Regions from separate parts of the Homo sapiens genome. Here region 1 is linked to region 2. Evidence: read pairs that join two places in POLR2A ChIA-PET (ENCODE). Cell type or tissue: MCF 10A. All regions are shown on one strand. Links, peaks and the distances in the headings refer to the core of each region. The heading gives the core; the rest is flanking DNA.

What was found. ChIA-PET counts read pairs that join two places held together with the same protein. Peaks named below come from ENCODE experiments on the same cell type or tissue, not always from the same donor. Only the 100,000 strongest peaks of a DNase experiment are listed, where the experiment ranks them.
Region 1: POLR2A ChIA-PET joins it to region 2 with 5 read pairs; 2 of 35 experiments call an interaction of 5 or more read pairs at or near these places.

What each region holds. Positions count from the first base shown.
Region 1 is chr4:110,278,749-110,295,469 of GRCh38, reverse strand. It overlaps the pseudogene ZBED1P1. Among named protein-coding and RNA genes, the nearest start is that of ELOVL6, 88 kb to the right of the region's middle. RefSeq lists an enhancer at 8,111-8,200. In MCF 10A, for the core only: no CTCF peak of the experiment used is centred there; a DNase peak (open chromatin) is centred at 8,159.
Region 2 is chr4:110,209,697-110,226,417 of GRCh38, reverse strand. No RefSeq gene overlaps it. Among named protein-coding and RNA genes, the nearest start is that of ELOVL6, 19 kb to the right of the region's middle. RefSeq lists a silencer at 14,851-15,145. In MCF 10A, for the core only: no CTCF peak of the experiment used is centred there; no DNase peak of the experiment used is centred there.

The DNA.
Region 1 (16,721 bases), core at 5,910-10,909, 70 kb before region 2:
AAAATTCTACACTGCTTGCAGCCACGGAAAGTCACCAGCCATTAAACGCAGGTGTTTCCTGCTTAAACTTCATGATCCAATCAGATCTTGGGGTTCCAGCAGAATATTGCCAATACCTGAAATGTGTCATTTCTAAACTTCATTCCTCTCTATACACTGACCTTTCCAACCTGGCTTGTATTCACGGAGGCACAGAATCATCCCACATGGAAATTGAAGAGATGTGCTGATTCTGGTGGAGCAAGGCTGTCACTCAGTGGAAGTATTTTTTTCTCCAGATTAAAAAGTATTTCTAAGTATTGGAAATTGTCTGTTTCCCTGAATCATTAGAAGCAACCCATAAGGACCCCCATAGTGAAACTATCAGTGGTAGTTTTCCCCTATAGTATTGAGTTGAAAAGAGAGAATTCAAGAATTCTTTCCAGCAATCAAATCTAAAACACCCCTATTGATGCCAAAAAGCCTGCTGTGTGCAAGTTTTAAAATAGCACTTGAAAGGAGGGGTCTTATTCTCACACAGCCACCTCCAACCCCCCAAAAAATGTGATTCTTGGGACACTGAAGCATTCAGGCACCAGACACACAAGAAAACCAGGAACTCTTAAGAGACTTTATTTATTTATTTATTTTTTTGAGATGGAGTTTTTCACTCTTGTCATCCAGGTTAGAGTACAATGGCGCGATCTTGGCTCACTGCAACCTCTGCCTCCCAGGTTCAAGTGATTCTCCTGCCTCAGCCTCCCAAGTAGCTGGGATTATAAGCGTTCGCCACCACGCCCAGCTAATTTTTGTAGTTTTTAGTAGAGACGGGGTTTCGCCATATTAGCCAGGCTGGTCTCGAACTCCTGACCTCAGGTGATCCGCCCGCCTCAGCCTCCTAAACTGGTGGGATTACAGGCATGAGCCACTGCGCCTGGCCTGACTTGTCTTTCAGGAACCAAGTCTACAAAGTGAATTTTGAGATAAAAAGACTAATTGCCTGCAACATGCCAAAAATACAACACATTCAAGGCCTTTTTTCCCCTGTGTTTTAAAAGTGCCTGCATTTTTTGCTCATTATTCACACGTTTAACCAAACATAAAACTGATCTCTCTTTTGCAGGAAGGACATTTGGGCTAAAGGATCTCTTTCAAATCTCCCAGAAGCATGGTCTCTGCTTCCATTAAAATGTAAACATCGCCGGGCGCGGTGACTCATGCCTGTAATCCCAGCAATTTGGGAGTCTGAGACAGGTGGATCACTTGAGGTCAGGAGTTCGAGACCAACCTGGCCAACATGGTGAAACCCCACCTCTACTAAAAATACAAAAATTAGCCAGGTGTGGTGGTACACACCTGTAATCCCAGCTACTCAGGAGGCTGAGGCATGAGAATCACTTCAACCTTGGAGGCGAAGCTTGCAGTGAGCCAAGAACACATCTCTGCACTCCAGCCTGGGCTACAGAGTGAGACCCCATTTCAAAAAAAAGTAAACATGAATTCATTCATCTAGAGATCTCCAAAATCCCTCAGATGATTCCACCCAGAATTTTCTTGGATTTATTCTAAACCCTCCCAGGAAGAACTTCAATCAGAAATCGCAAATGGTGTGCCTGTGCCATGTCCCAAGTGTCTGTGATCCAAAACCTCCTCCAGGTTCTGCTGTCCTTGGGGAGTTTCCCCTTGGCAACTCCCAAGCAGGAGTTGCCTGATGGACCAGAGGAGAAGAGGACCCATCAACCCAAAGCCTTTATCTCTTTCTTCTAACATCTCTTTCTGTTTTCCGCCTTTCCCTTTAGATTTCAAAGGCCACGGTTGGTCTTTGAGGTTCAAAACCAAGCTATATTTACAGTATTTACAAGCAATGCATCCAACAGACTACCTCGAGGCTATGACTCATAAGACAAGGCTTCCTCTCTATAGGAAGCCACTATCCCAGATGCCAAAGAAGCTTGGCTGACACCGTTTCCCAAGGGAACACCTGCTCTCTATCCAAGCCCCACTGCTTTTTGTCCTGGGCCTCGGGCTCTGCCTCCGCCTCTGCCTGGTTAAGCTCGTTCAGGTACAGAAAGACCTGCTTGTTAGGGGCCAGCCGGTTCCTCTTGGTGTTGACCATTTGGCTGCGGAGCCAAAGAGATGCTCCAGCACAACGCAGGTGGCCAAGCACCTTCTAAAACTTGAAGTCCCTCATCTCCTCCACCACCTGGGCATGCCCTTCCTCCTGGTCCTCCAGGCCGCTGGTCTGGCGGCAGATCTCAGCCAGCATGCTGTTGATCATGCAGGAGGGCTGAGGCACCGACGTCCCCGTGAGCTTCTTCACGGGACGTTTTTCCGGCAAAGGGTAGATCTTGCATTGGCCAGCCGGTAGCTGCCGTCTTTGACGTTGTCCAGGAGGCCTTGGCCCCTGACCACAGAGTTCTCCATCTGCTGCCTCTCGAAGACAAGCAGGAAGGGCAGCCTCTTGTAGCGTGGGTCCAGGAAGATGGTGACATTTGGAAACATGCCCATTTCAGGCGTCTCCTAGCAGGTCTTGTAGAGCTCCTTGGCAATCACCCTCTTGGCCATGGGGATCTCCTTGGAGTCAGTCTCCTTGTTGTTGAACGTGGTATTTAGCAGCATGTGAAACAGCAGTTTCACTGTGCTGATGGTGGGATACTTCAAGGCAGACAGTATCTTGGCCACTTGCTTGCAGAGCTGCAGGAATTCCACCAGCCCCTGGATGGTGGACCACTTGGTAGCCTCCAACATCAGGTTGTGATTGTTGCTGTCTTCAGATACACCAGGGATGACGCACTGCTGCTCTTTGAGCGGCTGCAGCATGGCCAGTATGCTTCCCCACCAGGAGATGATTGCTCACCAGCATGCAGTGTCCCTGTTTTGCTGTGTCTGCTTCTCCACAAGAGCATGTCAAAGGCCATGGTGGGCTGCTGGAAGTAGTCCACCGGTGGACAGCACCAAGAGAGCAGGCTCTCCAGTTTAGGGAGCTGGAAAGCCTGCTGATGCCAGCATAGGAGGTCTGCACAAGTAAGGCATTTGAACAGCAATGTTGAGCAAGGGGCACACCTTCATGATGTCCTTGCCATAGTCGGTGGTGGCCCTGCACTCCTTGATGTTGATGCCCCATTTGATGAAGAGCACCGGCATGATGGTTTCCGCTGTGTTCTTTTCGAGCACCTCAAATGTCTTCAGGCACCGGAACCCACATACAGGCTGTCGGGGGAGCTAACACCGAGGAACTGGACAGCCAATATCACCAAGACTCGATTCTGGTTCTCACTCCTCCACTTGCCCCTGGAGATGCCACACCAAAAGGCGTTGGCTGGCTTCTTCAGGATCACCTCTCTGACCCTCCATGCTTCTCAGGGATGGCCTTGGTGGAGATGTACTTCCTGCTCAGGAGCTGGTACCTGGGGTCGGCCAGCACCTTGAAAGTGGGCTCGTCCTCACTGGATATCCTTGCCCCTTGCATATGAGCCCAAGGACGTGGCCATCAGTTCCTGCTACTGCTTGCTCTCATCACTGTGGCCAGCCTTTGTGGCCAGTGGGTCCTGCGACAACTGCTGGGATGACTTGGGCTTCGGTTTGGAGGAGGTGGGAGTGAAGGCTTCCCACATCTGCTGGGTGACTGTAAAACTCTTAGAGGTCATCTCCTTCAGGTGGCAGGACAGGTTGGAGGTGTTTCAGAATAGGTGATCTGCACCAGGCAGATGCAGCAGATTTTATTCCATGGCAAGACTCATGACTTGGTATCGGTGTCCAAGCTGCAATACTTCCACATCTTGCCATGGGTGTAGAGGTGGGCCTGTAACTTCAGGTCTATCTGGGAGATTTCCAGGCCTTTATTCTCTGTTGCTTCTCCACAAGACCCTGCCTGCTGAACTTCCACTCACTCGTGGGGACCCGGCTCTGGGAAGGCACCACCCCTCCTCAGGCAGCTCCTCAGGCAGCTGTGCCACAATCACCAGGGCACCAGCTATGTAGACGTGCAGGGCCATCCCAGGCAGACAGCAAAAACCATCTTTATTATTCTGGACATTTCAATCTATGAACATTGTATGTCTCTCCATGTATTTATTTAATAAATAACCTTATTTTTTTTAATTGACAGAAAAAATTATATGTATCATGTACACCACGATGTTTTGAAGTATATATGCATTATGGAATGAGTAGATCTAGCCAATCAGCATATTTATTACCTCACATAGTTAAGATTTTTGTAGTCAAAAACTAATTTTTCAAATGGCTCTTTGTATTTTTTTATAGTGTTCTTGTTGAAAAGATTTTCAAGTGCCTGGAATTCTCAAAACACTGAATATATTATCTAACAGAGAAAATTGGCACGGAACTTGTCACATCATGAAATTAAAACTGAGATTTCCTTGGGTGCCATGTGTACTTGTCTTGACTCATCACTTTCATAATTTTTGGTACCATTGCCGTTCACTGAATCCTGTTATCCAAGGATTTGGGAATGAAATAGAAGCCTGCTATTGCTCAGTTCCGCACGCTGTGGTTATATTTTCCAAAGTGTTAACAAAAACGTTTCTCAAGAATGATAAAATCAAAACTAAAAGAGAATCTCCCGTTCTCTGGGTTTAGACTATAAATACCTGAGATAATAGCTCTTTGGGGGAAAAGCAGTCATTTTAATATACATAAACAGTCAAAAGCTAAAAGAGAGGGTAAAACTCATTTAGTTCAATTCATGTATTACAAAGAAGAAAAAAAGACCCAAAGATGTTATTTGTCTGAGATCACCCATTACAGTGGCTATTATTAAATTATCTGGTTCCATACAAAAACATTTCCCATAAATACTCTCTAGTATGAGTGGCCTTGTTCACTATCATCTTAGTCTTAACAATACAAGTATTTTCTATTTTTTTGGTTGCTTTTACTTTAGAAAAAAAAAAAGCAGGGAAGAGCCCTGACCATTTGAGAATCTATTAAATGTATTAATAGTTTCTATTTTTTTTATTTGGCTGCTTTATTTTAGCTAAGGCTTATCTTACTTCATTTTATCTACAAGTAAGGCAACTGTGACTGGATTGACCCTGTTGGGTGGGCTGAACTACTACTCCATACTCAGAGTGAAATAAAATCACAGCACTTTATTGCAACCCTACTCCAAAATGCACTGTCAGTTAATGTAGTTTTCTTAAATACATCTTTAAATGTATCTCCTCTCTAGTTCTTAGTTTTTCTCTCATAATTCAGTCTTCAGATTTTTCTTCTCTTTGTATCCACATCTGGCATCTCTGTGTTAGTTACTAAGCTATTGTCTCTCAGCTTCAAACCTTCTCTTCTAGCTCTGTGATGCTGGGACTAGGATTCTGCAAACACTTTTCTCCTTTACCATCTGTTTTCCTGTTAAGTTCTTCTGGTAGAAGAAACTAGAGGGAGACAAGAAAGCAGGAGGAGGGAGAAGGAATTCACAATTTTCTATTTGCTTTCTATTATTCTCTGGTCACCACAGAAATGCATCCTCACCCCAGAAGCACAGCTGGTTGCAGAAGCAAATGATTCCAGATTCTAGCTTTTTTCCACCTATTAGAACTAGCCTCATAATGATACCTATCACAAGCCAAGAGATAACAGCACAAGCCAAGCAGCTCTAACAGTGCCTCTCCTTCAAGCGCATAAGCTTTTGAGAACCCCAGTCTTTTCTCTTGGTTCTACCACTACTATGGAATGCAAGCTGCTTCCTGCAGTTACTCTCTGTGTTATCTGAATTCCCTCCAATACCCTTTTAACCAGTTCCACCCCCCAGCCTTTTTTTTCTGAGATGGAGTTTCACTCTGTCACTCAGGCTGGAGTGCAGTGGCAGGATCTTGGCTCACTGCAACCTCCACCTCCCAGATTCAAGCGATTCTCCTGCCTCAGCCTCCCAAGTAGCTGGGATTACAGGCACCCACCACCACTCCAGGCATTTTTTTTTTTTTGTATTTTTAGTAGAGATGGAGTTCACCATGCTGGCCAGGCTAGTTTCAAACTCCTGACCTCAAGTGATCTGCCCGCCTCATCGTCCCAAAGTGCTAGGATTACAGGCGTAGCCACTGCACCTGGCTCAATTCCCTATGTTAAACTTCCTTGTTAAAATAATTGTTATGGTTTCTCCTTTCCTTATTGGACCCTGAGTAACACATACTCTACATCCATTCTATTGATTCAGGTCTTTTCCTCACCTCTCTCTTGCCTTCCAAACCCCACTTAGTAAAATGTTAAAGGAAGCATTCGCCCATGATTCTTTTTTCTCCTACCCTGAAGTTTGCTTGTACACCCATAATTCTTCAAGCATGTCCTTGTGAGCTTCAATTCACCCTGTTCCATCCCTTTTTTCTTTCCGTGTTAAATGATGAAGAGAAAAATCCTGCTCAAAGAGAGTAAGTTCAAGATAGTCTTGGTTCTAAAAAGAGAAGCTGAAAACCTGCTATCTTTTGATTGGCTGTCAAGACTCTTCATCAAAGCAGATGTCCCAGACTAATTTCAACAATTCTTCATCTTAAATTCAAGACTTTAAAAAACCTTCACAGACTTGCAGAAGCCTTTCATCTGAGGAACTCAGAAAATCACAGATTGAACATCCCCCATAAAGAAGAAAGGGAAATAAGTCCAAAATGTAGCCCAGACTATGACATTCTTTGAGGACAATTCTGTATGAACTAAAACTGCAGCCTGTGGACAACTGCTTGAGCCCAGGAGTTTGAGACCAGCCTGGGCAACATAGTTGGACCCCGTCTCTACAAAAAATTAAAAATTTAAAGATTAGTTGGGTGCGGTGGTGCACATCTGTAGTCCCAGCTACTCAGGAGGCTGAAGCAGGAGGATTGCTTAAGCCTGAGAGGTCAAGCCTGCAGTGAGCTATGATCTCGCCACTGTACTCCAGCCTGGGTAACAGAGCGATGTTCCTTTAATTCCAGAGAAGTTGCTAATTTTCTGTAAAAACTCCTTTATGAGAAATGATATTCATGTGGAAAGAATATTCTCTTTATACCCTGATGTGTTATTAATTTCACATCTCTGGGATAAAGCCAGATCATCAGAAAGATTTATGCTTAGAATATCCTCTACATCCCCGGCTACTCTTACTGATATAAGCTCTGATATAATGCTTTAGCTTTTGAAAAATCACCTGATCAGAAAATTTGATTAACATTCTCTTATATAAAACAATTTGACTAGGCTGGGCGCGGTGGCTCACGCCTGTAATCACAGCACTTTGGGAGGCCGAGGCAGGTGGATCACTTGAGGTCAGGAGTTCAAGACCAGGCCTGGCATGGTGGCTCATGCCTATAATCCCAGCACTTTGAGAGGCCAAGGCGGGTAGAAAACCTGAGGTCAGGAGTTCAAGACCAGCCTGGCCAACATGGTGAAACCCCGTCTCTACTCAAAATGCAAAAATTAGCCAGGCGTGGTAAGCAGGCACCTGTAATCCCAGCTACTCAGGATATTGAGGCAGGAGAATCGCTTGAACCCTTGAACCTGGGAGGTCGCAGTGAGCCGAAATCACGCCACTGCACTCCAGCCTGGGTGACAGAGCAAGACTTCCTTCTCAAAAAAAAAATAAAAAAAAAAGAATGTTCAGAGAAAGACTTACTGATCCTGAATGCTGGCTCCCCAAATTATCACTATGACAACCTGTCGAAAAGACAAAGCTGAGCTTATATTGATCTTGGGAAGGGAGTACTCCCTCCACAGAATCTTAGAGCATCTCAGAAGAGGGAGAACAAAGTCAGGATATTTACTGGGACTCTAAGTCAGTTTAAGACAGATCTTATCCGATATCAGTGCTTAATTAACACTCTGTAAGGATTATGACTTAATAGTTTAAGATTCGTGGTCACAGCAAAGTGAAGATGTAAAGGCAAGGTTTTCAAAGAGTCTTGGGTTCAAGCAGTCTTGGGGTTTCAACTGTAGTTTTGATATGGCTCCCATGACTGGAGGAACAAATTGATGCTTTTCATGAAGAGTTGATGGCCTTTTGGGACATTGCTGAAATGAATGATAATGTTATTCACAACTTTTATCTTCTTCAGCAAGAGTTTCCTAGAATAGTAAAGCTATGTTGATGAAACCTAGAATAACAAAGGCCTGTAAATATACACAGTAAGCTATGTGGGTGTATACAGTTTCGGTTCTCACTGACAAAACGAAATTTGAGCTCATTCTCAAAGGAGTGAGGGAATGAGTCATGCCAACATTTGAAAGCAGAGTTCCAAGCCAGGCCCAAGTCCAACTTTTGCAGGGCCTGTGGCAAGGTTATAGATGAATGCCTACTATATGCCCAAATATTTAAGTGTTGGAAATCAAGTTAGCAAACCTTTTTTTCTTAGAGATGGGGTCTCACTATGTTGACCAGGCTGGTCTCGAACTCCTGGCCTCAAAGAATCCTCCCATCTCAGCCTCACAAATGCTGGGATTACAGGCATGAGCCACTGTGCCTGGCCTAGTAAACTCTTAAATAAAATGTTAGCCAGGTGGGGTGGCATGCGCCTCTAGTGCCCCCTACTCCAGAAGCTAAGGCAGGAGGATCCCTTGGGCCCAGAAGTTCGAGGCTACAGTAAGCTATGTTCGTTCCACTGCACTCCAGCCAGGATGACAGAGCAAAACTCCGACTCTAAAACAAAGCAAAACAAAACAAAACAAAACAAAATGCCCAATCAACACCCTCCAATAAAACAAAATAAACTGGTTACTTTAAAAATAAATAAATAAATAAAATGTTTTAGGTGCCTACCTTGATAAATATAACTTTATAGTGACTAAGTAAAAAAACATGTAAAGTTATGCTTTTTATGTGCCTGAAAAACATCAAAGACAACTAATATATTCACACGTGTGTATATCTGAGTATTCTATTGATGTGTAGTTGAATAATAAAATAAGGACACATACACCATATAAATCATTTTATAGTATACTTATTTCATAAAATTTTATTTCTTTGCCTTCATTTGAGGAAAATCATGAATTCAATTGTTATAATAAAGATTTTCACATATTTTGTTTTTATATTGACAACAGTGATCTAAAGATACACTGTCCTATACGGTACACACTGAGCATTTGAAGTGTGAGGCCTGTCCAAACTGAGATGTATTATGAGTGTAAAATACATACTTATTCCAAGGCTTAATATTTTTAAAAAAGTAAACTATCTCATTAATAATTTTATACTGAATACATATTTAAATGGTAATGATTTTAATATACTAGTAAATAGAATATATTATTAAAATTAATTTTACTTTTTTTACTTCTTTCATGTGACTATTAGAACATTTAGAATTACAATGTGGCTCACGTTTGTGACTCATGTTATATTTCTTTTTTTTCAGCTTTATTGAGGTATAATTGACAAAGAAAAATTATATCTATTTAACGTGTTCAACTTGTTGATTTGATGTACATATACTTTGTGTAATAATTACCAAAATCAAATTAATTAACACATCCATCACCATATATATGTACTCTGTGTGTGTGTGTGTGTGTGTGATAAGAACACTTAAGGCATACTCTCTGGCAAATTTTAAGTAAACAATACAGTATTATTAACTGTAGCTATCATGCTGTACAATAGATCCCCAAAATTTACTCATGTTATAAATGAAAGTTTGTAACCTTTGACCAACATCTCCCATTTCCCCCACCCCACAACAGCTGGTAGTCACTGCTCTACTCTCTTCTTCAATGAGTTGGACTTTTTTAGATTCTGCATATAAATGAGATCATACAATATTTGAGTCTGAGTCTGGCTTGTTTCACTTAACATAATGTCCTCCAAGTTCATTCATGTTGTCAAAAATGGCAGGATTTACTCCTTTTTAAGCCTGACTAATATTTCACAGTGTATGTGTGTGTGTGTGTGTGATTTTCTTTATCCATTTAACTGCCAATTAACACTTAGATTGTTTCCATATCTATTGTGAATTATACTGAAATGAACAAGCAGGTGCAGATATCACTTCGAGATACTGATTTTATTTCCTTTTTGTCTGTTTTTTTAGGGATGAGGTCTCTCTCTTTCACCCAGGTTGGAGTGCAGTGGCACAATCATAGCTCACTACAGCCTCAAACTCCTGGGCTCAAGTGATCCTCATGCCTCAGCCTTCCAAAGTGCTGAGATTAGAGGAATAAGCCACCATGCCTTGCCTCTATTTTTAATTTTTTCAGAACTCTCCATAGTTTTTTGCCTAATGGCTATACCAATTTACATTCCTATCAACAGTGGACAAAGGTTTCCTTTTCTCCACACCTTCATCAACACTTGTTGCCTCTCACCTTTTTGATAATAGCTATCCTAAACAGGTGTGAGGTGATGTCTCATTGTGGTTTTGATTTGCATTTTCCTGATGATTAGTGACGTTGAGCACCTTTTCATAAGTTGTCCATTCGTATGTTTTCCTTGGAAAAATGTATTTTAGGTCCTTTGCCCATCTTTTAATCAGCTTTTTTGGGTTTTTGTTTTGTTTTGTTGCTATTGAGTTGTATGAATTTCTTATATATTTCGGATATTAGCCAGATTAATGGTTTGCAAATATTTTCTCTCAGTCTGTAGATTATCTTTTCATTTGGTTATTTTCTTTGCTGTGTAGAAGCTTTTCAGTTTGATGTAGCTCCATGTGTTTTTGTTGTTATTGTTGTTGTTGTTTGGGGGGTTTTGTTGAGAAGGAGTTTCACTCTTGTTGCCTAGGCTGGAGTGCAATGGCACAGTCTTGGCTCACTGCAACCTCTACCTCCAGGGTTCAAGCAATCCCCACACCTCTGCCTCTCGAGTAGCTGGGACTATAGGTGCCTACCACCACATCTGGTTAATTTTTTTTTTTTGTAGAGATAGCAGTCTCACTATGTTGCCCAGGCTGGTCTCAAACTCCTGGGCTCAAGTGATCCTCTCACCTCAGCCTTCCTAAGTCCCAGGATTACAGGCATGAGTCACTGCACCTGGCTAAATTTTTAATTACATGAAATTGTAATTATTAAAATTAATTAATTTTAATGTTTTAAATTTTAAATTAAATTTTTTTAATTTTAAAAAATTTGGGCTACCCTCTTTGGGTCCCCTCCCTTTGTATGGGAGCTCTGTTTCCACTCTATTAAATCTTGCAACTGCACTCACTTCTGGTCCGTGTTTGTTATGGCTCAAGCTGAGCTTTTGCTCGCCGTCCACCACTGCTGTTTGCCACCTTTGCAGACCCACCGCTGACTTCCATCCCTCCGAATCCGGCAGGGTGTCTGCTGTGCTCCTGAGCCAGCGAGGTGCCCATTGCCACTCCTGATCAGGCTAGAGGCTTGCCATTGTTGCTGCATGGCTAAGTGCCTGGGTTCGTCCTAATCGAGCTGAACACTAGTCACTGGGTTCCACGGTTCTCTTCCATGACCCACGGCTTCTAATAGAGCTATAACACTCACCACGTGGCCCCAGATTCTATTCCTTGGAATCGGTAAGGCCAAGAACCCCAGGTCAGAGAACACGAGGCTTGCCGCCACCTTGGAAGCGGCCTGCCACCATCTTGGGAGCTCTAGGAGCAAGGACCCCCCAGTAACATTTTGGTGACCACAAAGGGACCTCCAAAAGCGATGGGAAACGTTCCCCCCGAGGCAAAAATGCCCCTAAGATGTATTCTGGAGAATTGGGACCAATTTGACCCTCAGACGCTAAGAAAGAAATGACTTATATTCTTCTGCAGTACCGCCTGGCCACGATATCCTCTTCAAGGGGGAGAAACCTGGCCTCCTGAGGGAAGTATAAATTATAATACCATCTTACAGCTAGAACTCTTTTGTAGAAAAGAAGGCAAATGGAGTGAAGTGCCATATGTACAAAATTTCTTTTCATTAAGAGACAACTTGCAATTTTGTAAGAAGTGTGATTTATGCCCTACAGGAAGCCCTCAGAGCCTACCTCCCTACCCCAGCGTCTCTCCGACTCCTTCTCCAACTAATAAGGACCCCCCTTCAACCCAAATGGTCCAAAAAGAGATAGACAAAGGGGTAGACAATGAACCAAAGAGTGCCAAAATTCCCCGATTATGCCCCCTCCAAGCAGTGGGAGGAGGAGAATTTGGCCCAGCCAGAGTGCATGTACCTTTTTCTCTCTCAGACTTAAAGCAAATTAAAATAGACCTAGGTAAATTCTCAGATAACCCTGATGGCTATATTGATGTTTTACAAGGGTTAGGACAATCCTTTGATCCGACATGGAGAGATACAATGTTACTGCTAAATCAGACACTAACCCTGAATGAGAGAAGTGCCGCCATAACTGCAGCCCGAGAGTTTGGCGATCTCTGGTATCTCAGTCAGGTCAATGATAGGATGACAAGAGAGGAAAGAGAATAATTCCCCACAGGCCGGCAGGCAGTTCCCAATGTAGACCCTCACTGGGACACAGAATCAGAACATGGAGATTGGTGCCACAGACATTTGCTAACTTGTGTGCTAGAAGGACTAAGGAAAACTAGGAAGAAGCCTGTGAATTATTGAATGATGTCCACTACAACACAGGGAAAGGAAGAAAATCCTACTGCCTTTCTAGAGAGACTAAGGGAGGCATTGAGGAAGCATACCTCCCTGCCACCTGACTCTATTGAAGGCCAACTAATCTTAAAAGATAAGTTTATCACTCAGTCAGCTGCAGACATTAGAAAAAAACTTCAAAAGTCCGTCTTAGGCTCGGAACAAAACTTAGAAACCCTATTGAACTTGGCAACCTCGGTTTTTTATAATAGAGATCAGGAGGAGCAGGCAGAATGGGACAAACGGGATTAAAAAAAAAAGGCCACCGCTTTAGTCATGGCCCTCAGGCAAGCGGACTATGGAGGCTCTGGAAAAGGGAAAAGCTGAGAAAATTGAATGCCTAATAGGGTTTGCTTCCAGTGCGGTCTACAAGGACACTTTAAAAAAGATTGTCCAAGTAGAAGTAAGCCACCCCTTGTCCATGCCCCTTATGGCATGGGAATCACTGGAAGGCCCACTGCCCCAGGGGATGAAGGTCCTCTGAGTCAGAAGCCACTAACCAGATGATCCAGCAGCAGGACTGAGGGTGCCCGGGGCAAGCGCCAGCCCATGCCATCACCCTCACAGAGCCCCGGGTATGCTTGACCATTGAAGGCCAGGAGGTTAACTGTCTCTGGGACACTGGTGTAGCCTTCTCAGTCTTACTTTCCTGTCCCAGACAACTGTCCTCCAGATCTGTCACTATCCGAGGGGTCCTAGGACAGCCAGTCACTAGATACTTCTCCCAGCCACTAAGTTGTGAGTGGGGAGCTTTACTCTTTTCACATGCTTTTCTAATTATGCCTGAAAGCCCCACTCCCTTGTTAGGGAGACACATTCTAGCAAAAGCAGGGGCCATTATACAACTGAACATAGGAGAAGGAACACCTGTTTGTTGTCCCCTGCTTGAGGAAGGAATTAATCCTGAAGTCTGGGCAACAGAAGGACAATATGGACCAGCAAAGAATGCCCATCCTGTTCAAGTTAAACTAAAGGATTCCGCCTTCTTTCCCTACCGAAGGCAGTACCCCCTTAGACCGGAGGCCCAACAAGGACTCCAAAAGATTGTTAAGGACCTAAAAGCCTAAGGCCTAGTAAAACCATGCAATAGCCCCTGCAATACTCCAATTTTAGGAGTACAGAAACCCAACGGACAGTGGAGGTTAGTGCAAGATCTCAGGATTATCAATGAGGCCGTTGTCCCTCTATACCCAGCTGTACCTAACCCTTATACTCTGCTTTCTCAAATACCAGAGGAAGCAGAATGGTTTACAGTCCTGGATATTAAGGATGCCTTTTTCTGCATCCCTGTACATCCTGACTCTCAATTCTTGTTTGCCTTTGAAGATCCTTCGAATGCAACATCTCAACTCACCTGGACTTTTTTACCCCAAGGGTTCAGGGATAGCCCCCATCTATTTGGCCAGGCATTAGCCCAAGACTTGAGCCAATTCTCATACCTGGACACTCTTCTCCTTTGGTATGTGGATGATTTACTTTTAGCTTCCTGTTCAGAAACCTTGTGCCATCAAGCCACCCAAGCACTCTTAAATTTCCTCGCTACCTGTGGCTACAAGGTTTCCAAACCAAAGACCCAGCTCTGCTCACAGCAGTTTAAATACTTGGGGCTAAAATTATCCAAAGGCACCAGGGCCCTCAGTGAGGAACATATCAAGCCTATACTGGCTTATCCTCATCCCCAAATCCTAAAGCAACTAAGAGAGTTCCTTGGCATAACAGGTTTCTGCTGAATATGGATTCCCAGGTATGGCAAAATAGCCAGACCATTATATACGCTAATTAAGGAAACTCAGAAAGCCAATACCCATTTAGTAAGATGGATACCTGAAGCAGAAGCAGCTTTCCAGGCCCTAAAGAGGGCCCTAACCCAAGCCCCAGTGTTAAGCTTGCCAACAGGGCAAGACTTTACTTCGTATGTCACAGAAAAAACAGGAAATAGCTCTAGGAGTCCTTACACAAGTCTGAGGGATGAGCTTGCAACCCATGGCATACCTGAGTAAGGAAATTGATGTAGTGGCAAAGGGTTGGCCTCATTGTTTATGGGTAGTGGCGGCAGTAGCAGTCTTAGCATCTGAAGCAGTTAAAATGATACAGGGAAGAGATCTTACTGTGTGGACATCTCATGATGTGAATGGCATACTCACTGCTAAAGGAGACTTGTGGCTGTCAGACAACCATTTACTTAAATATCAGGCTGTATTACTTGAAGGGCCAGTGCAGCAACTGCGCAGTTGTGCAGCTCTTAACCCAGCCACATTTCTTCCAGACAATGAAGATAGAACATAACTGCCAACAAGTAATTTCTCAAACCTAGGCCGCTCGAGGGAACCTTTTAGAGGTTCCCTTAACTGATCCCGACCTCAACTTGTATACTGATGGAAGTTCCTTTGTAGAAAAAGGACTTTGAAAAGTGGGGTATGCAGTGCTCAGTGATAATGGAATACTTGAAAATAATCCCCTCACTCCAGGAACCAGCGCTCAGCTGGCAGAACTAATAGCCCTCACTCGGGCACTAGAATTAGGAGAAGGAAAAAGGGTAAATACACATACAGATTCTAAGTATGTTTACCTAGTCCTCCGTGCCCACGCAGCAATATGGAGAGAAAGGGAATGCTTAACTTCTGAGGGAACACCTATCAAACATCAGGAAGTTATTAGGAGATTATTATTGGCTATACAGAAACCTAAAGAGGTGGCAGTCTTACACTGCTGGGGTGGTCAGAAAGAAAAGGAAAGGGAAATAAAAGGGAACTGCCAAGCGGATATTGAAGCCAAAAGAGCCGCAAGGCAGGACCCTCCATTAGAAATGCTTATAGAAGGACCCCTAGTATGGGGTAATCCCCTCCGGGAAACCAAGCCCCAATACTTAGAAAAAGAAATAGAATGGGGAACCTCACGAGGACATAGTTTCCTCCCCTCAGGATGGCTAGCCACCGAAGAAGGAAAAATACTTTTGCCTGCAGCTAACCAATGGAAATTACTTAAAACCCTTCACCAAACCTTTCACTTAGACATTGATAGCACCCATCAGATGGCCAAATCATTATTTACTGGACCAGGCCTTTTCAAAACTATCAAGCAGCTAGTCAGGGCCTGTGAAGTGTGCCGAAGAAATAATCCCATGCCTTATCACCAAGCTCCTTCAGGAGAACAAAGAACAGGCCATTACCCAGGAGAAGACTGGCAACTAGATTTTACCCACATGCCCAAATCTCAGGGATTTCAGTATCTACTAGTTTGGGTAGATACTTTCACTGGTTGGGCAGAGACCTTCCCCTGTAAGACAGAAAAGTCCCAAGAGGTAATAAAGGCATTAGTTCATGAAATAATTCCCAGATTCAGACTTCCCTGAGGCTTACAGAGTGACAATGGCCCTGCTTTCAAGGCTACAGTAACCCAGGAGTATCCCAGGTGTTAGGTATACAATATCACTTACACTGCGCCTGGAGGCAGTCCTCAGGGAAGGCCGAGAAACTGAATGAAACACTCAAACGACATCTAAAAAAAGCTAACCCAGGAAAACCACCTCACATGGCCTGCTCTGTTGCCTATAGCCTTACTAAGAATCCAAAACTCTCCCCAAAAAGCAGGACTTAGCCCATACGAAATGCTATATGGATAGCCCTTCCTAACCAATGACCTTGTGCTTGACTGAGAGAGAGCCAACTTAGTTGCAGACATCACCTCCTTATCCAAATATCAACAAGTTCTTAAAACATTACAAGGAGCCTGTCCCCGAGAAGAGGGGAAGGAACTATTCCACCCTGGTGACATGGTATTAGTCAAGTCCCTTCCCTCTAATTCTCATTGCCTAGATATATCCTGGGAAGGACCCTACCCAGTCATTTTATCTACCCCAACCGCAGTAAAAGTGGCTGGAGTGGAGTCTTGGATACATCACACTCGAGTCAAACCCTGGATACTACCAAAGGAACCTGAAAATCCAGGAAACAACGCTAGCAATTCCTTTGAACCTCTAGAGGATCTGCGCCTGCTCTTCAAGCGACAACCGGGAGGAAAGTAACTAAAATCATAAATCCCATGGCCCTCCCTTATCATATTTTTCTCTTTACTGTTCTCTTACCCTCCTTCACTTGCAACTACTACTGCAACTGCAAAAAAAAAAAAATTTAAATTAAGAAGAATTAGTTTTAATTCTTATTAAATTTCTAAGAAAAACATATTCACAATTCCAGATTTCAATGTCCATCTCAGCAGTT
Region 2 (16,721 bases), core at 6,691-11,690:
AATGGCGCAATTTCGGCTCACTGCAACCTCTGCCTCCTGGGTTCAAGCGATTCTCCTGCCTCAGCCTCCAGAGTAGCTGGAATTGCAGGTGCCCACCACCACACCCAGCTAATTTTCATATTTTTAATAGAGATGGGGTTTCACCATGTTAGCCAGGCTGGTCTCGAACTCCTGACCTCAGGTGATCCACTGCCTCGGCCTCCCAAAGTGCTGGGATTACAGGCGTGGGCCACCATGCCCGGCCTAGCGTCACTTTTGTGGAGTTGTTTTCTTAGAGTTGAGAGGAAAGTGAAATAATCTTACACCTACATTTCCATTAAAATGGGGACAGCAAAAGATAGACTTGAAATGGTAATGTATTAAAAAAAAAGAAAAATACAGATTTCTCTGAGGAGTAAAGACCACTCCAACTTATTAATAAGTACACAAGGTGTGTCCAGTCAATTTAACACCATTTTCTAGTAATCTGCTTGTTTCATTCATTTATCATCTAATCCTGGCCGCTGAAGACTCCTTGAGTTTTTTATCCTGACCTAAAGCATTAAGCCATAATCCCTTAACATGTCACAAAGCACCTTTCACTCTAATCAGCTGTTGTTTTGTTTTGTCTTATCTTGTCTCTAAACCATCACTGATCCCTTTCATTCATTCTAACCAAACAATCACTATGAACTATAGTAATAGTAGCTACAACTATTGAGTGCTTTCTGTCTACTAAAAATGATGCATTTCCCCATGCCGTGTGTTTACTACCCACTAAAGCATCTCACCAGCAGGAGGAGAGGTCTACAAAATCTCATGTGAAGCTTAAGAAAAATGTTCAGGGCTGGGTGCGGTGGCTCATGCCTGTAATCCCAGCACTTTGGGAGGCCGAGGTGGGCAGATTGCCTGAAGTCAGGGGTTCAAGACCAGCCTGGCCAACGTGGTGAAAACCCACCTCTACTAAAAATACAAAAATTAGCCAGGCGTGGTGGCAAGCTCTTGTAATCCCAGCTACTCAGGAGGCTGAGGAGAGAGAATTGTTTGAACCCAGGAGATGGAGGTTGCAGTGAGCCAAGATCGCGCCACTGCACTCCAGCCTGGGCGACAGAGCGAGACTCAGTCTCAAAAAGAAAACAAACAAACAAAAACAACAAAGAAAAATGCTTAATGTACACTTAGAACTTTGTACTTAACAGTTTTCTAAGCTCTTTCTACAATACCTCTAAAAGACATGTTCTGTCCATCCTATGCTATAGTTGAGGGCACTCAGGCCCAGAAGAGTTAAGGAATTACTGAGGTCACATGGTTAGAGAGAGGCTCAGCCAGCAATTGAATTGAAGCTTATCTTAATATCAATGATCTTGACCTCAGTTCCTCTCTAACGTGTTGCTTAGTCCTCAGTGCTCTTCTCTGCCACTATCTGCATTAAACTTTTACCAGTTCTCAGTGACTCAGCTCAAATATGTCCTCCTACATAAAGTCTTCCCCGATTCACCCTCCACTTCTTCAAACGTAACATTCATCCCACAAATATTTTTGAGTTCCTCTGCGAGATAATATATGTAAAGAGCTTAGAGCATAGTAAGGGGAGGGAAAATCAGGTATAATTCCTATTACCTGTTAACACTGTATTGTAATTATTTCACCATGAATGGCACGCAGAGTCTGGAAGGAAAGAAGTGTGATCAAAGAATGCTGGACCTATTCATACTTAGGTCTCAACTACAATAACAGAGAGACGGGCTCTCCAAAACAAAGAGTTTATTGCAAGGAATTGCAATTCATGATACTTGTGCCATGGCAGAGCCATATGGGTCCACCAAAAGAGACTGGGGCAAAGGAAAGCTTTTTTAAAAAAAAAAAGACAAATCCAGGTAATTTGCTTTCAAAGACCATTGGTCACAGGGGCTTGTTGCAGGAGTTGGTATTAACTTATTGATGGATACACCCATTGTTAGGAAAATGTCTTTGTGCAGCAACTTGTTTGCAATGTTGTGGTTTTGAGGAGTTCTTTGGATATCTCTGTCATAGGTATACGTGCATGAGGGCCCTTCCTTTATGGCCTCCTGGCTCCATCTTTTTCGTGTTTTACATAAGTGACTTCATTTAGGTACTGGCAACTTTCACAAAGGACAATAGAAAGTTATTTTGCAAGCTGTATGAAAATAAACCAAAACCTCTTTTAGCAGAGTATCAGAGGGTTTTATCTAGAAATATGGAAGTCTGAATGAATATATTAAAATATTTGAATAGGGTAATGACCTAGAAAAGAGCCTGGAGAGACAATTGAAATTAGAATAGGATAAGAAATGAGCAATAAATAAGAACCCAAGAGAGGGCTAAATAAATAAGTTGTCTTGAGAGGGAGCCTTATAGAAGCAGAGTGTTCTGGAAAATGCCAAGCGCAAAGATTTTGAAATTACAATGAACTCTGTTTTACACTTTTATGAACTGAAGATTTTAAAAAATCTTATTGCTGCTGGGCAAGGTGGCTTATGCCTGTAATCCCAGCACTTTGGGAGGCCGAGGTGGGTGGATCACTGTGGATCACTGATCACAGATGGAGTTCAAGACCAGCCTAGCCAACATGATGAAACCATGTCTTTACTAAAACTACAAAAATTAGCCAGGCACAGTGCCAGGCACCTGTAATCCCAGCTACTCGGGAGGCTGAAGTAGGAGAATTGCTTGAACCCGGGAGGCGGAGGTTGCAGTTAACAGAGATCGCACCACTGCACTCGAGCCTAGGCAACGGAGTGAGATCCTGTGTCAAAAAAAAAAAAAAAAAAAAACTTATTGCATTGGACGTTGTAGGAATTCAGCTACATGCGAGAAGCCATGTGAACGCCTGATTCTTTGCCTGTCATTTGGTAGGCTCATTCACAGTGTTAGTTCCTCCCCACCAACCCTTCTCTCCTAAATGCTGGTATTCAGCCTATTTTATTTATTTATTTTTGGTAATAGTTTTATTGAGATATAATTGACATACAACTCACCCATTTGAAACATACAATTCAATGGTTTTTAAGATATTCACAGAGTTGTCAATATTAGAACATTTCCATCACCTCAAAAAGAAATCACTTACCACTTACCTATGATCCTGACACCCTATGCTTTCTAGCCTTAGGCAATCACAAACCTAATTTCTATCTCTATAGATATGCCTATTCTGGACATTTTATATAGATAGAATCATATAATATTAGGATTTTTGTGACTGGCTTCTTGTATGTAGCATAATGTTTTCAAGGTTCATCCATGCTGTGGTATGTATCAGTAATTCTCTACAAAAAATAAAAAGAAAACTTTGCTTTTTCTGGTCAAATAATATTCCATTGTATGGCTATCTTATATTTTGTTTATTCATTATTTGATAAATATTTTGGGTGCTTCCACCTTTTGACTATTATGAATAATGCTGCTCTGAAAGAACATTCACATACACATTTTTGTTGAATACCTCTTTTCACTTCTCTTGGGTGTATTCCCAATAATAGTGGAATTATTGGGTCAAGCCAGCCTGTTGTTTAAAAATCCCTTCTTCACTATGCAGTCTAGACTGCCATTGTTTGAAAATGCAAAACTTTTCTTGCCCCTCAGAGGCCAAATTCCTCAGTAGCTCCTCATTATCTAAAGAATTAACTCCACATTCCTTAAAATTAAAATGATCCAGAAAAGTCTTCCAGATTTGGCTCCTGGCCCACTGTCTATCTTATTTTCTGCTAATTTGACTCCTACACCCAACACCCAAGAGAAATTGAAATCTCCAAGCACAAGCAAAATCTGTAGCCGGACTTGGAACTGTATGCCCATTTCTGCCTCTTACCATTTTACCTCCCAATTTTCTAAACTATATTATAGAGCTAATAATACCCACCCTAACTTCTGTCCTTGAGCTTCCTCACCTGTACCATCCTTATCTATATTATATGATAATAAAACCTACATTGCAGAGTTGCTGATAAGGTTAAATTAGGCACAGCATATAAAAGGTCTGGTGCATTGTCCATATTCAATAGATATTATTATTATTGTTATTGTTATGCCTCCATATGTTTGCAAGTGCTGTTTTTCCAATTAGAAATTGGAATGCCTTCCCACCTTTTCTGCAAATTAAATTTCTTCAAGTCTCAGCTCGAATGTCACCTACCCTATATCAGAAATTGTGTGTGTGTGTGTTTTGGGTTTTGTTTTTTGTTTTTAATTTAGCGAGACTTACTATGTTCCTGGTGCTAGCCTAAGCACTTTCAAAAATATTAGTTTATTTATTTCTCATGACAACCCTATGGGCTAGGTATTGTTATTGTTTTTATAAATGATAGAAGGATATGTATTTTGCCCAGATCACCCAGCTAGTAAGTGGCAGATGCAGTCTTGTTAGCAGGAAGAACTTATGAGAGGTACCTTTCCTCCATCTTTTAAAAAACATTTTATTTAATAATCTTATGCCATTTAGGCCAGGTGTGGTGGCTCATGCCTGCAATTCCAGCACTTTGGGAGGCTGAGGCAGGAGGATTGCTTGAACTCAGGAGGTAGAAGTTGCAGTGAGCCAAGATTGTGCTGCTGCACTCCAGCCTGGGTGACAGAGCAAGACTCCATCTCAAAAAAAAAAGAGAGTCGTTTCTTGAAGCAGACTACCTGTATCCTCATCTCAAATCCTCTCCTTACCCCAACTCCATGAGCATAGGAAGACGCCCATGCCTTACCCTTTCACTGCTCTTTGTGTGTAAACTGGGACCACTAACAGAACCTAGACCATGAGGCTGTTGTGACACTTAAGTAAGATAATGTATGCAAGGCACTAAACACAATTCTGGGAATAGTAAACTATTGTTTTTGTGGTTGTTCAAAGAAACACTAACAGGAAGTGGAGCCATTCAAATAAAGTCTGGTGCAAAGATCAGCCTTTGCACATACATCTCTGACAAGGGATTTCTGAGCCAGAGACTATTCGTTCTTCAAATCTCACCTCCCCTGGGAGCCTTACCAAAAATTCTCAGCCTGTTGCACACCCCTTCTCTGCCATCAAGTAACCTCCACACAATACACCCTTCAAAGCCCTTGCTTCACTGTGCTGTAATCATTAGATTAACTGTCCATTTCTTCCACTGGCCTATGCGTCTTTGAGAGTATATTCAACATCTCACCCAGTGTCTGGCCTAAATGCATGAATGAATGGGTATATGAATAAATGAGTGAATGAAATGGCAGTGTGAAGGGGAAAGATCATAAAAGTATCATCTTGTTCATCTGGTTTAAGACCAGTTCTAGTAGCGCAAAAAGACTTGTGAGCCAGGTGCAGTGGCTCATGCCTCTAATCTCAGCACTTTGAAGGCCAAGGCAGGAGGATCACTTGAGTCCAGGAGTTCCAGACCAGCCTGGCCAACATGGCGAAACCCCACTTCTACTGAAAATATAAAAATTAACTGGGCATGGTGGTGCATGCCTGCAGTCCCAGCTACTTTGGGAGGCTGAGGCAGGAGAATTGTTTGAACCCAGGAGACAGAGGTTGCAGTGAGCCAAGATCATGCCCCTGCACTCCAGCCTGGGTGACAGAGAGAGACTCGATCTCAAAAGAAAAAAAAAAATTTAGCTGGACATGGTGTCTCATGCCTGTGATCCCACCTACTTGGGAGGCTGAGGTGGGAGGATGGCTTTAATACAGACAGGAGGCAGGGAAATACTGGGTAGAAGAGAGCAGTTCCCCAGCAAAAGTTCCACCCTCAAGCCTGGAAACCTGCAGCCCTAAATGGGAACAGGCATTCCTGTTTTCACGCCCAAATGTTGCCTTTTCAGAGACCACTCTCACCTGTCACACCCCTATCCTGTGCCCATATAAACCCAAGATCCACTGGTAGAGCAGCAGGGCCATGCAGAAGAGAAGAGAAGAGGAGAGAAGAGAAGAGAAGAAGCAACTAAATGTTGAGAGGAGTTCAGCTGGGGACAGTCGGAGAGATCAGTTGTGGGAGGGCCAAACTCCAGGGAAGAATATTTTCCCACTCCATCCCCTGTCTGCTGAGGGCCACCTCCATCACTCAATAAAATCCCTGCATTCACCATCCTTTAAGTCTATGTAACCTGATTCTTCCTGGACACCGGACAAGAACCCAGGTACCAAGAGGGCAGGGTGTAAAAGGCTGTCACCCTGACTCTCCTCTGATCTGGTTAACATTTAGCCATCCACAGACAGCAAAGCTAAAAGAGCATTTTAACACTCCTAGACAGTGCTGTGAGGCCAGAGCCCAAAAGCACTTGCCCCGGCTCACCTGCATGCTACCGCTCCCATAAGGGGTTTGAGTGCACAGCAGCGAGTAAATGAGCCATCCCCTTCACAAGGGTCCTGTGAAGGGATCAAAGGAATTCTCCCATCTCAGCTTGAGCCTAGGTTGTTGAGGCTGCAGTGAGCCATGATCATGCCACTGCACTCCAGCTTGTGTGACAGCATGAGACCCTGTCTCTAAAAAAAAGAAGAAAAAAAAAAGACATGTGAATCTTCATGTATTCTGCATTACCAGCCTTGTAGTTTGTAAAAGGCAGTTGTCCAAAGAAGAACCATGAAGAGTTTAAACCTAATAGCTATGGATACACGTGGCAAAACTTCACTTAAGAAATAAGGTCACATTTTTGTTTCCCACACTACACATTTTTAAAAAGCAATAACAATGCAGGGGAAATTTATGTAATATAATACAAGTTGTCATTTCACAATATCAGCCATTTCACATCACACACCTCTATTTGTGATTAAATTAATCTATTTTTCTTCTCTCTCTCAACATGGCAGATCTTTGATGGAAAGGTCTAGGAAGTGGTTGTGGTTAAACTAAAGGAGAAGATAGAGTAACAGAAAAAGAGAGAGAGAGAGAGGCAAACCAAAATGTTCCCTCAGGAACCTGAGGCTATCCCTGTCTGCAGCTCAGGCTTAGGCAATTATATGGTTTGGCTGGGTCCCCACCAAAATCTTAACTTGAATTGTATCTTCCAGATCTCCCATGTGTTGTGGGAGAGACCCAGGGGGAGGTAATTGAATCATGGAGGCCAGTCTTTCCCATGCTATTCTCATGATAGTGAATAAGTCTCATGAGATCTGATGGGTTTATCAGGGATTTCCACTTTTGCTTCTTCCTCATTTTCTCTTGCTGCTGCCATGTAAGAAGAGCCTTTCGCCTCCTGCCATGATTCTGAGGCCTCCCCAGCCATGTGCAACTGTAAGTCCAGTTAAACCTTTTTTTTGTTCCCAGCTTCAGGTGTGTCCTTAGCAGCAGCATGAAAACAAACTAATACAGCAAATTGGTACCAGGAGTGGGGCATTGCTGAAAAGATACCTGAAAATGTGGAAGCAACTTTGGAACTGGATAACAGGCAGAGATTGGAACAGTTTGCAAGGCTCAGAAGAAGAAAGGAAAATGTGGGAAGTTCCTTGAGACTTGTTGAATGGCTTTGCCCAAAATGCTGATAGCTATATGGACAATAAGGTCCAGGCTGAGATCTCAGATGCAGATGAGGAGCTTGTTGGCAACTGGAGTAAAAGTGACTCTTGTTATGTTTTAGCAAAGAGACTGGTAGCATTTTGCCCCTGCCCTAGAGATTTGTGGAACTTTGAACTTGAGAGAGATGATTTAGGGTATCTGATGGAAGAAATTTCTAAGCAGCAAAGCATTCAAGATGTAATTTGGGTGCTGTTAAAGGCATTCAGTTTTATCAGGGAAGCAGAGCATAAAAGTTTGGAAAATTTGCAGCATGACTCTGTGATAGCAAAGAAAACCCCATTTTCTGGGGAGAAATTCAAGCCAGCTGCAGAAATTTGCATAAGTAGCAAGTAGCCTAATGTCAATCCCCAAGACCATGGGGAAAATGTCTCCAGGCCATGTCAGAGAACTTCCTGGCAGCCCCTCCCATCACAGACCTGGAGGTTCAGGAGGAAAAGTGGTTTCATGGGCTGGGACCAGAGTCCCCATGCTGTGTGCAGCCTAGGAACTTGATGCCCTGTACCCAGCCACTCCAGCTATGGCTGAAAAAGGCCAACATATAGCTTGGGCTGTGGCTTCAGAGGGTGGAAGCACCAAGGCCTGGCAGTGTCCATGTGGTGTTGAGTGTGCAGGTGCACAGAAGTCAAGAATTCAGGTTTGGGAGCCTCCACCTAGATTTCAGAAGATGTATGGAAATACCTGGATGCCCAGGCATAAGTTTGCTGCAGGGGCAGAGCCCTCATGAAGAACCTCTGCTAGGGCAGTGTGGAAGGGAAATGTGGGGTTGGAGCCCCCACAAAGAGTCCCTACTGGGCACCACCTAGTAGAGCTATGACAAGAGGGCCTCCATCCTCCAGACCCCAGAATGGCAGATTCACTGACAGCTTGCACTGTGTGCCTAGAAAAGCTGCAGAGACTCAACGACAGCCCATAAAAGCAGCTGGGAGGGAAGCTCTACCCTGCAAAGCCACAGGGGCAGAACTGCCCAAGACCATGGGAACCCACCTCTTGAATCAACGTGACCTGGATGTGAGACCTGGAGTCGAAGGAGATCATCTTGGAGCTTTAAAATTTGACTGCCTCGCTGGATTTTAGACTTTCATGGGCCCTGTAACCCCTTTGTTTTGGCCAATTTCTCCCATTTGGAATGGCTGTATTTACCCCATACCTGTACCCCCATTGTATCTAGGAAGTAACTAGCTTGCTTTTGATTTTACAGGCTCATAGACTGAAGGGACTTGCCTTGTCTCAGATGAGACTTTGGACTGTGGGCATTTGGGTTAATGCTGAAATGAGTTAAGACTGGAGGACTGTTGGGAAGGCATCATTGGTTTAGAAATGTGAGGACATGAGATTTGGGGGAGCCAGGGGAGAAATGATATGGTTTGGCTCTATCACCTCCGAAATCTCAACCTGAATTGTATCTCCCAGAATTCCCACGTGTGTAGGAGGGACCCTGGAGCAGGTAATTGAATGATGGCGGCCAGTCTGTCCCATGCTATTCTTGTGATAGTGAATAAGTCTCACAAGATCTGATGGGTTTATCAGGGGTTCCCACTTTTGCTTCTTCCTCATTTTCTTTTGCTGCTGCCATGTAGGAAGAGCTTTTCACCTCCCACCATGATTTTGAGGCCTCCCCCAGCTGTGTGGAACTGTAAGTCCAATTAAACCTTTTTTTGTTCCCAGTTTTGGGTATGTCTTTATCAGCAGCATGAAAATAAACTAATACGGGACAGTTCTGGCTGCTACTCCATGGAATCTGCTAGACCCTCTTTCACTCTTTCTGACATTGGTAGTGAAAGGACTTTTCCAGCCACCTAGAGATTTATGACAATAACTTCATATTCAGGTGCACTGGAGAGAGAATTTTAGGAGGAGTTGAAGGTATAGCTCTTAACTGGCAGTTCAGAATTTGATGACACATATTTTAAAGAAGTCTCTTTTGCATTTGGCAACAACATGTGTCTTTTGTTGCGTCTCACAGTTGAGAATTCTTTGACCTTCACTTTTTCTGTAATCTCCACACCTTATCCCTCCTCCATTAGCAAAGCTCTCCCAAGTCTAAGAAACCCTGAGTGATCCCAAGAGAAACAATGGAATGCCTTTAGGTGACTTGAAAAAGAGGGAATCATTTAACTTAACTTCCAGCTCCTCAGAGACATAGACAGGCTATTAGAAATAAGTACCAAGTGAATAATGGCTCTATGTCTAAATAGAAATGAACTGCCTATCATCTATGGATCACCAGGGTCAGACCATCTTGTGCTTCTCGCTGAAGAATAGCCCTGAAGATAGTGAAAGTTCATTGAATTGGTTTATGATGTAACCCTAAGGAATATTTTGATTGGGTCTGCTTGGGTCTTGTGCCCACCTCTAGAACAATAACTGGGTTCAGGGATGGGGTGCTTAGATTGCCCCACCTGGGTCAAATGCCCACTCCATACCTGTGGTTAAGGAGAAGAGAGAGAGAAAGACAGAGAGAAAGAAAGGCAGCCCCATGACTGGTAGGGTATACTTGCAATAAAGGGGTTTCCCACATTTCCCCAAAGGAGCAGTGGGATGCAGTTGAAACTGTCCCTATGAACTTTATAAATTAGTCAGGGAAAAAGGGAAGGAGAGAAAGGAAAGTAAACTCAGCTTGCAGCATACTCAGCATTAATCATGAGGCAGCTCACTCTGTGACCCGCTTCCTCGTAGCTGTTTGCTGCCAGTTGCCTCAGAATCACAGACCATCACAAGATTATAGCTCCCCCAACTGCTATACGGGTAACAAATTGAACGTTACAAAATACTAAGTTTTCCAGGCCGGGTGCGGTGGCTCATGCCTATAATCCCAGCACTTTGGGAGGCCAAGGCAGGAGCATCACAAGGTCAGGAGTTCAAGACCAGCCTGGCCAATATGGTGAAACCCCATCTCTACTGAAAATACAAAAATTAGCCAGGTGTGGTGGCGGGCACCTGTAGTCCCAGCTACTTGGGAGGCTGAGGCAGGAGAATCATTTGAACCTGGGAGGTGGAGGTTGCAGTGAGCCAAGATCGTGCCACTGCACTCCAGCCTAGGAGACAAAGGGACACTCTGTCTCAAAAATAAAAACGAAAAAAAAAAAGAAAAAAGAAAAAAATATTAAGTTTTCCAATTGAGATATTCTTTCAGGTCCTACATACTGATATAACTGCTGACGTCAACTGGTGTGAGGGACCCCACAAAGACCTGACTCACCAAAGAATGCAGTTTTGATATCCTGATTATTTCATCCCTCTTATCCCAACCAATCAATGACCCCAATTCTCCAACCCTTCGCCCTCTACGATCCCCTTAAAAACTCCAGCCCAGAACTCCTCGGGGAGATACATGTGAGGATCCCCTCCCATCTCCTTGCTCGGTGACTTGTGATCATTAAATTCTATTTTTTGCTGCAACCCCTGCTGTCTCAGTGTACTGGTGTGTCCTGCACAGTGGGCATATGAACCCGTTGGTCCTATAACACAGTTACCAGAAGAGGAAAGGCAAAAACAACAAATGTCCACTTTGATATAGCAAGAAATAAGATTATAAGCTCTGCTTTTCCATTTTTTTTTTCCCTACTGATGTTGCAAACTAAATCCCTTATGTCACTAATTTGCTTATCTCCCCATATCTCTTCTTTTGCTTTGGAAAATTTTTCTTTCACTGTCATTTCAAGTCTCCTCTCAAACCCTAACATTTAATCTAAATCTCTTTACATCTAATCTCTTGCCTGTTATTTTATCTCCAGTAATCCCATTTTTTTTTCTTCCTCCACATCCTGAGTGAAACTCCAATTTTGAAAACTCAAAGTGATGAGAAAGTGGCCTCAAATACATGACAGTTTATAAATCATCAGACTTTATAACAGATATCTCTTCCAAAGCTCTTTCTCAAGATACTTAAGTAAGTATAAGAGATCTCCACATAACCTAATTGAGAAAGACTCTGGCTAGTTGACCTGGCTGAGAAGAATCTACTGCCTGAGAGCCTATCACACTCAAAGAACATGAACCAGAGATGGTCAGGCTGGGGGTGGCATGCAGTTTGTAAAGTAGCCAGTTTGTCAAAGTTCTCTTTTCCCTTTCTCATTTGCCTGCTTAGAGCCATAAAACTTTCTCAGCACCATAAGACAGAGCAAAAAATTAAAAGAAAAAAAAACGATAAAACTTTCAAGCTGGAGGAGACTTTACTGACTATATTATCCAATCTCTTCATTTCATAATAGGGAAACTGAGGCCCAGAAAGGTGAAGGGATTTGTCCAAGTGTGACAGTTAATTTTATATTTCAATTTAACTTGGCTACAGGATGCCCAGATAAGGTTAAACATTATTTCTAGCTGTATCTGTGAGGTGTTTCTGGAAGAGACTAGCATTTGAATTGGTGAACTGAGTAAAGTAGATGGCCTCCTGCCATGTAGGTGGACATCATCCAATCCATTAAGGGGCCAAGTAGAACAAAAAAGTGAAATTCACTCTCTGTCTGGATGCTTGTGTTAGAAAATTGATTTTCTCCCACCATTGGCATCCTTGGCTCTCAGGCCTTCAGACCAAGACTGAATTTGCTGAATTTACCCCGTTAGCTCTCTATTTCTTTTTTTTTTTTTTTTTTTTTTTGAGACAGAGTCTTGCTTTGTCACCCAGGATGGAGTGCTGGAGTGCAGTGGTGCAATCTTGGCTCACCGCAACCTCCGCCTCCCGAGTTCAAGCGATTCTCCTGCCTCAGCCTCCCGAGTAGCTGGGACTACAGGCGCATGTCACCACGCCTGGTTAATTCTTGAATTTTTAGTACAGACAGTTTCACTATGTTGGCCAGGCTGGTCTTGAACTCTTGACCTCAGTTAATCCATCTGCCTTGGCCTCCCAGAGTGCTGGGAGGTGTAAGTTACCACACCTGGCCAACTCTCTAGATCTTGGGCCTTCAAACTACACCACTGTCTTTCCTGGGTCTCCAGCTTGTAGATGGTAGATCATGGGGCCTCTCAGTCTCTACCATCATGTAAGCCAATACCTTACAATAAATCTCTCTCTCTCTCTCTTTTTTTTTTTTTTTTTGAGACACAGTTTCACTCTGTCGCCCAGGCTGGAGTGCAATGGCACAATCTCGGCTCACTGCAGCCCTCTGCCTCCCAAGCTCAAGCAATTCTCATGCCTCAGCCTCCCCAGTAGCTGAGATTACAGGCACATGCCACCATGCCCAGCTAATTTTTGTATTTTTAGCAGAGACGGGGTTTCACCACGTCGGCCAGGCTGGTCTTGAACTCCTGACCTCAGGTGATCCACCTGCCTCGGCCGCCCAAAGTGCTGGAATTACAGGTGTGAGCCACCACGCCTGGCATGAATCTCTTTATATATCACACTGGTTCTCTTTCTCTGGAGAACCCCAACTAATATACCAGGATTCCCCAGCAAGTTAATGGCAGGACTGGGAAAGAACTCAGGCCTTCTGACAGGAGGCCTAGTACTCTTTCCACTGCCACACTTTTCTTTTTCAAGGTATTTGTCTTCTGGGACTAGTGTGGTGGCTCACGTCTGTAATCCCAGCAATTTAGGAGGCTTAGATGGGTGGATTGCTTGACCCCAGGAGTTCGACACCAGCCTGGGCAACATGATGAAACCCAGCCTCTACAAAAAAAAAAAAAAAAAAAAAAAAAAAAAAGGCAAAAATTAGCTGGGCATGGTGGTGCATGCCTGTAGTCCCAGCTACTCAGGAGGCTGACGTGGGAGAATTGCTTGGGCCCAGAAGGTGGAGGTTGCAGTGAGCTGAGATTGCACCACCGCACTCCAGTCTGGGTGACAGAGCAGCACACTGTCTCAACAACAATAAAAAGATATTCGTCTTCTAACAGGCAGCTATAATGACTCCTTCCAAGTCTTGCTTTGTATGCATTTGAGACTAGTAAGCCTTCTTCACTCCGTCCTTCTCTTCCTTCTTTCCCTTCTTCCATTCGTTTTCTACCTTGTTATATATAAAGTATAAAATTCAACAAAATAATTAATACAAGATAGGAAGGACCGAGGTGGGAAGATAACTTGAGGTCAGGAGTTTGGGGCTGCAGTAAGCCACGATTGTGCCAGCGCACTCCAGCCTGGGTGACAGAGTGAGAACCCAACTCAAAAAATTAACTAATTAAAAAATAAGGTAACAGTATAAGAAGAAGGGCAATGAGGTTAAAAATATGTATTATATAAAGGTAAACACTTGCCACAAGGACAAGTCACAGATTTGCCTCCAAGTTCTAACAATGAAGATGTGGATCAGTTTCCTTCCTTCTTTCCTTTCTCTTTCTTTGTTTCTTTCCTTTTTCCTCTCTCTCTTTATTTTTTTCTTCTCTGTCCTTCCTTTCTTTTGACAAAATCCACTTTGTCACCAAGGCTGGAGTGCAGTGGCACAATCATGGTTCACTGCAGCCTTGACCTCCCGGGCTCAAGCAATCCTCCCACCTCAGCCTCCCACCTAAGCCTGAGTGGGACTACCGGCTTGCGCCACCACACCCAGCTAATTTTTTTTTTTTTTTTTGAGATGGTGTCTCGCTCTGTCGTCCAGGCTGGAGTGCAGTGGCGCGATCTCCGCTCACTGCAAGCTCCGCCTCCCGGGTTCATGCCGTTCTCCTGCCTCAGCCTCCTGAGTAGCTGGGACTACAGACGCCCACCACCATGCCCGGCTAATTTTTTGTATTTTTAGTAGAGACGGGGTTTCACCGTGTTAGCCAAGATGGTCTCGATCTCCTGACCTCGTGATCTGCCTGCCTCGGCCTCCCAAAGTGCTGGGATTACAGGCGTGAGCCACTGCGCCTGGCCTAATTTTTTTTTCTTTGTAGAGATGGGATCTCCCTGTGTTACCCAGGCTGACGGCATTCTTTATAATAGATCAATTACTCAAGATGACACAATTCTTCTTAATACTGAAACAAGATGGAAAGAATCTTCAGAAGTTCGATATAATAAAAAATATTTGAGGCTTTTTTTTTTCCATTTAAATTACCTGGCCTGGAACAGGCTGAAAAGATAGTCCTTAGGAGTTAATTGGTGTTCACTGTTATAAGCTCACATTACAAGGTGTTAAAATGGCCTCCTAAACCTTACACAACAGTCAACTCTCTGCTCATCTGAAGCCCCAGTCATGGTCTCTCTCTGATGCCTCTGATGGTGAAGGCTGGATCACGGTTGGAAAAGGCAGCCCACTGGGGCCCATGCCTTTCTTGAGGCCTCATCTATAGTTTGGACCCAACATATCAGAGGGATAGCAAAAGAGGGCCTGCGTATTTCTTTGTAATTCAAGTATCAAATTTTAAAAGTGGGTTCATTCATCATTAGATATTTTCCATGCATCTTTTCTTTTCTATTAACATAAATAAGGAGTAAATGCAACTTCCCAACAGTCAGTTCATTAAAACACATATACATAAGTAGAGAACAAAAGAGATCTCAGTAATTAAAATAAAAGTAGCATCTAGGTTTCCCTTCATATGCGCATTGCCCAGTTGTCCTCTAGGGGCACTAAGGTCTTAAAAGCAACAAGGGGAAATCTGCTTTCATAATCAAATAGAGTTCTTCAGGTTTTCATACGTAGTGCAAACAAATCTTTGTACTATTGAATACTTTTGCGTATCGAATGTGTATAGAGAAAGTATATTGGAATACATCAGAAATAAAGAAAGCACAAGAAAGATAGAAGCTCATGATCTAGTCCATCTCCTTTCCCAGAGAGGCCCTGAGTCCCCAGGGGCCAAGACAAAGTAATTCCCTCGACCTCAATTGCTCTGTGTCTCTCACTATCTTTATTTATTTATTTATTTATTTATTTATTTATTTATTTATTTATTTTGAGGCGGAGTTTCACTCTTGTTGCGCAGGCTAGAGTGCAATGGTGCGATCTCGGCTCACGGCAACCTCCGCCTCCCAAGTTCAAACAATTTTCCTTCCTCAGCTTCCCGAGTAGCTGGGATTACAGGCATGCCTCACCATGCCTGGCTAATTTTTTTTGTATTTTTAGTAGAGACAGGGTTTCACCATGTTGGCCAGGCTGGCCTCGAACTCCTGACCTCAGGTGATCCACCCGCCTCAACCTCCCAAAGTGCTGGGATTACAGGTGTGAGCCACCACGCCTGCTCCTGTCACTCACTATCAAAGTGAAATTCTTAACTTGGCCAGGCACGGTGGCTCATGCCTATAATCCCAACACTTCAGGAGGCCGAGGCGGGTGGATCACCTGAGGTCAGGAGTTCAAAACTAGCCTGGCCAACATGGTGAAACCCCATCTCTACTAAAAATATGAAAATTAGCTGGGCTGAGGCAAGAGAATTGCTTGAACCTGGGAGGTGGAGTTTGCAGTGAGGCAAGATCATGCCACTCCACTGCAGCCTGAGAGACAGAGTGAAACTCCATCTAAAAAAAAAAAGAGGCTAGGCATGGTGCCTCACGCCTGTAATCCCAGCACTTTGGGAGGCTGAGGCGGGCAGATCACCTGAGGTCGGGAGTTCAAGACCCTGACAAACATGGAAAAATACCATCTCTACTAAAAATACAAAATTAGCCAGGTGTGGTGGCACATGCCTGTAATCCCAGCCACTCGGGAGACTGAAGCAGGAGAATCACTTGAACCCAGGAGGCAGAGGTTGTGGTGAGCCGAGATCGCACCATTGCACTCCAGCCTGAGCAAAACTCCATCTCAGAAAAAAAAAAAAAAAAAGAAAGAAAGAAATTTTTAACTCACAAACTTCAGGTTTCTGGCAGAAACTGTTTTCAGTGTTGAAAGCACTTGCTTACAGTGTTGTGAAAACTCCAGGGTAAAACTGGACTTTTTTTTTTTTCTTTTTTTTTTTAAGACGGAGTCTCACTCTGTTGCCCAGGCTGGAGTGCAATGACATGATCTCGGCTCACTGCAACCTCTGCCTCCCGGGTTCAAGCGATTCTCCTGCCTCAGACTCCCGAGTAGCTGGAATTACAGGCGTGCACCACCACGCCCATCTAATTTTTGTATTTTTAGTAGAGACAGGGTTTCACCATGTTGGCCAGGATGGTCTCGATCTCCTGACCTCATGATCTGCCCACCTCAGCCTCCCAAAGTGCTGGGATTACAGGCGTAAGCCACTGTGCCCGGCTAAAAACTGGACTTGTAAGTGCCTATCACATTTCCTTCTTATACTTTTTAAAAATCCAATTTGGTCCTCTTAACTGTTGTACTCATGGTTCTTTTAGTTAAACTTTTGTAGGTATCTACCTTGGGATGTAAGTCTCTTTTTATGTAATTATTTGTACTC